Regions from separate parts of the Homo sapiens genome. Here region 2 is linked to region 1. A link is a loop called in an ENCODE intact Hi-C map of the cell type or tissue named here. Cell type or tissue: psoas muscle. All regions are shown on one strand. Region 1 overlaps TCF4 (transcription factor 4). Region 2 overlaps TCF4 (transcription factor 4).

Region 1 (2,500 bases):
AAAATGTAAAATACATTACAGATTTTTTAAAAGGTTATTTTTGTTACTGGTTTCTTATTACTCTGGGTAAAATTTTCACAACTGACCACCAGGTTTATTAGCTTATATGTGAGCTACCCATTTTGTACATTCGTGAGCCAATTGACTAGGAATAAGGTATGCACATGGGTTTTATGTGGATACTTTTGACCCATATCTCTCTTAATACTTAGGAGAGAGATATAAGAGAAATAATAATTTAATCTTTGGAGAAGATTAACACTTTGTTATAAGTTATATATAGGTAAATATATATATATATATTTATATTAGACTTGCAGGAATAGTGAAAATGTTGAAAAGGTTGTCATGTTTACTTTCATTTCAAAGATAAAGGCCCAGTTAATCAGCATATCAAATACCCAGGTGTGTTTAAAATCAGTTTATGTGGGTGAATTTCAGGGCTGTAAGAAAGTATTTTATTTAAAGGTGCAGCCACACGATTGATTGTTCAAATGGGTGCTTTTGTACTTTTGTGTGACAATTAACATTTAATGAATGACTTTCTGGACTGGCATTGGTGGTAATTACTATATGTAGTTTATTAACTGCAATCCATTGTTGGATGTGCCTTTATTGATTTGTTTTGCAAACACCCCTTCACATGTGCGGCAGTATTTGTGCAGCCGTATTTGTACGTTACTTTTTAAAGAACCTGTTTCACTTGCTGATGCTGACATTGCCTCTAAAAATGTTAGTTTATAAATTCTCATGTGCCAGAATGTCTCTTTGATCCAAGTAATTTTAGCTGAAATACAAAATCCGTCAACTTTTCTGCTATAAAAAGTTTGCATTCAAATCCTCAGGGAATCCCAAAGTAATGACACAATATTGTTTTTCAAGTAAATAATTTATGGAAATTTACATTTATAAGAGACTTTAGAGATGCTCTATTTTTTAGGTAAGGAGCCAAGGTTCGGGAGGGTTAAAAGTCTTTTGCCCAAATCATGCAGTTGGTTATTGGCTGTAATAGGACACAAATACACATGTCCTGACCCTCTGGTCAAAGACCTCATGCTGCTTTTAATTAAGGCTTGGACTCAATTCGATGGTACCAACTGTATATTTCTTAAGAAGGGAAAAATGTGTATAATCTACCATTTCTGAAAAAATTATTAAAAATTGAGATTGTGAAAGATGGACGTTGTAATCCAGCCCACTTGTCATCACGTGTTCTAATTTGGCCAAGGCAGTTGACAAATAACTGTTAAAATGTATTGTGTTATTAAAAATAACAAAGTAAGACCCATGATTAAATATCAGGGCTGTAATTTAATCTTGGGGGATCTGGTGCTGTTCATAAACCATTTGGCTTTTTTCTGTAACGGATGACGTCAAAATCCAGCTTGATTGAATTATGACCCTGGGTTACAGCAGCACCTGCTGGTGCCTTTTTACTTCATGGCCTGTCAGCATTTCCATTACAAACTTTTTTCTCTGACATTTTAAACTTCAAATAGTTAAACTGGACTGATGGTTGGCATATAAACTTTCTGCTCCTTGGGAAAAGACCACTTGCTCAATAAAAACAGAGAAGGTGGTGACAAAGCCCCATTACAGGATACCCCTTAGAATGTTCTGCTTTGCTTTAATCTTCCATTCATTTAAACATTCTTTTGGGGGGTACTTAGCTGAATTGCAAGGCATCCAAATGGAAGGTTTTTAATCTCAAATTTCCCATGTGAAGACTTAAGTATGGGGTGTTTACAGGACTGGTAAAGTGCAAAAAGACCTAGCATCTATGCAGGTTATTGAAACTCTGGACAATCCAGTTTTCATACAGTGTGTAAAATGCTGAGGAGCAAGCCATGAAAAACATGCAAATTGGCATACCTTGTCAGTAATTGCTTTTATATTCACTTAAGATGAGTAAAAATTGATAATGATTATGGTTAGAAAAGTATCTTTATTTATATTTATATCTGGAGACTGGTAGCATAGCTTCAGTTTGTCCCCTTGGGTTTTAATATGTTGGGAATGGAGATGGGATGTTGTTTGCATCTAGCTAGTCAGCTTTTCATCTATCTAGTCTAATTCTGATTGATGGATCATCATATATATATATGTATATATACACATATATGTATAAATATGTATATACATATATAAATATATAAACGTATATATACATTTATATAAATATATAAATGTATATATACATTTATAAATATATAAATGTATATATACATATATAAATATATAAATGTATATATAAATATATAAATGTATATATACATATATAAATATATAAATGTATATATAATATATATATATATTTAGTACCTGCTATTCTCATATCTCCATGTTAGCAATTAGAGGACATAGAGGGCTTTATGGAAGAGAGAACCTTCTCTCAGAGGGCATATATTCTAACACAGGGGTGTCCAATATTTTGGCTTCCCTGGGCTACACTGGAAGAAGAAGAATCATCTTGGGCCACACATAAAATACACTAACGATA
Region 2 (2,500 bases), 56 kb after region 1:
TATGGTTTTTCTGTTTTCTAATTTATTAATTCATTAAACATTTGTTATTCCTTTGTTTTCTTGGGTCAGTTTTATAGAAGTCATTTTCCTTAAATTGACTGTTGAGTTAAATTATTTCACTCTTATGTTCCAGATCATGAATTTGTATTGTGTAAAAATTTGGCTGCATTCCATAAGTTTTGTTGATAATGTAATATTCTCTGTGTTACTAGTTTCTGAAGTTATTTTGGCAGTTTTTTCCTTTTAATACAATAGCTAACTTGAACTCTCATTTAAATTTCAAAGAGATTATCAAGTTTAGCTTTTAAAATTTTCATAACTGTTTTCTAGTTTTATTAAAGTGTGGCCAGTAAAGAAACAGTGTATTTTCTGTGTCTTAAAATTTCTTATACTCTTAGTGTCCCAACAAATGATATTTTAGGAATTTCTCAGTATTTCAGATGAGATTTATTTTTATATTTGTAATAGTTGGAAATGTGGCTTATTTTCTGTAGTGTACATTTTAATTTGCTTTTCAGTTTTTAAAGTTTTTTCTTAACTAGATCTCTTTTGAACCTAGAAAGATGTGTTAAACACTCCCACAAAATAATACATGTTTCTCATGCATAAGCGATTCATGATGACTGTGTGTTTATGGTAGATATTTTCATCTTTGATCTTCAGTACTCCCTCTTTTATTATTATCTCTTTTTTTCCATGTATTATTGTAAGAGAACTTTTCAAGTTTGTCGTCTACATCAGTGACAATTTTTCTACAATTTTATGCAAATTTTAATTTTGTTAATGCATTTTTAGTTTTCTTACAATATTTCCTATTACATCCATCTGCTTTTACATCTCTTCACAAATCTTTTGTGTTGACACCTATTTTATAGAAATATTCTATTTTATATAACTGTCAAATGTGATGTTTTCTAGACTCCACTTGTATTTTTTATAGGGTGAAAATGTTTTTCAAAGTATAATTTCCCTCTGAATTATGAGTACATATTTCCCTATATTTTATTGTGCAGATTTTTTTCTCACTACACAGTTTTTAACATGTTAAACTTTAGGACGCTGCAAATCTGCCTTTCTTAATATATTCTGTGATGTTGAGGCTAACTACATATATTTTGTAAAGAGGTATGCTGGTCTCCATGTCAGCCTCTACCAATAGGAGGCGCTGGAGGGAGAGTAGAAGGCTAGAGGAGGAAGAACTTGGCCTTTCCTGTTCTTGTTATCATCACTCTGGTAACATCAGTCTTTTCCAGTTTTTAGTTTTGTCTACATTCCTAAAATTAACCTCCTTGGAGATAACAGCCCCAGTCTGCTGGTGTCTCTTCCTCATCACGTCTCTCTGAGCTTACAGGCTCTGGAAACCCAACCGCTTCCCTGTTTCCCCAGCCGTGGGGATGGTAGCTGTTTCCATCCGACTGTTCATGGGTGCTTCTTCTCAAGTCTAAAGCCAGAGGACTGTAAATGTATGTTGTTTAAGCCACACATCCAACCATACTGGTTCAGGAAGGCAGCGGTCTTCCAGTAGTTAGTTAGCTTTCTAAAAACTCCCTTTAAAAATGAGACTTTAGAAAGAGGATGACAAATCCTGAGGACTCGTGTCTTAAGCAAATTTTCTGTCTAGATATTTATTATAAACCTAATTGCATCTGATAAGTGCTGTGTATGTCATACTCTATCAAAGGTAAAAGGGTTATTAAAGTAACCTGCACTTTTTAGAGCAATGGTGGATGGCCTTGCAGAAGGCACATGGCCTTTATCAGTCAACTCACTGTGGGGAAGCTGGAGAAATAAAGTTCAGGTGAGAGTAAGCCGACAGTTCTGGTGTGATTTTCTTGGGAGGATAACGTATAATGTAGGTAGCAAACACATGGGAGAAAGAAGGTTTTGCATTATGAGATTTGACTTAATGTGTACAGTTTGCTTTTGGTGTTGTAAAGCAGTAAAGAGGCTTATTGACATCTCTATTGAAGGTCATTGCAGTGCATGAAATGTAAATCAAAGTGTTATTCTTTATTAGAAGCTAGAAGATAACATTTACATAACATGCTTTTAAGGTAATGAGTTAAGTTCATTATTTTTTATTACTATAACTGTTTGAAGAAAGTTATTTTCATGCTAAAAATACTCCTACTTGAATCCGATTTGTCATAATTTTTGCATGATGTATAATCTATTGTTAGGAAACGATAATTCCATTTATTTTTGTTTCTGGGGGAAAATTGTTAGACAGCTGTTTCAGTCTTTCCAAATAAACTCGCTTCCAGAATTCCTAGTAAGTAGCAATGCTGGTTGATAGGAATGTCACCATTTTTCTGACCCCCCTCAGCCTTATCACAAAGACATAGTGCAGAAGCCATATAAGAAATTTGAGAAAAGGAAAAGATACCAAGGCCTAGGTATTTCACAAACTGGATAATTAGACTCTGAATTGCGACGAATAGGCTGAAAGAAAAAAATGTCACAAGCCTATAGTGGCTTAAGGAACACTGATTTCACAGTG

Evidence for each region. A loop is a pair of places that touch in the nucleus more often than their neighbours do. Peaks named below come from ENCODE experiments on the same cell type or tissue, not always from the same donor. Only the 100,000 strongest peaks of a DNase experiment are listed, where the experiment ranks them.
Region 2: it touches region 1 in a loop (1.9-fold over the local background); 26 of 110 quality-filtered maps call a loop at or near these places.

Annotation. Positions count from the first base shown.
Region 1 is chr18:55,576,884-55,579,383 of GRCh38, reverse strand. All of the region lies in intron 3 of TCF4 (transcription factor 4), which reads left to right. Among named protein-coding and RNA genes, the nearest start is that of TCF4, 10 kb to the left of the region's middle. In psoas muscle, a CTCF peak has its summit at 1,405; no DNase peak of the experiment used is centred here; H3K4me3 peaks cover 1,952 bases; H3K27ac peaks cover 2,165 bases.
Region 2 is chr18:55,520,864-55,523,363 of GRCh38, reverse strand. The region is part of intron 3 of TCF4 (transcription factor 4); the gene reads left to right. Among named protein-coding and RNA genes, the nearest start is that of MIR4529, 43 kb to the right of the region's middle. In psoas muscle, CTCF peaks have their summits at 837 and 1,065; no DNase peak of the experiment used is centred here.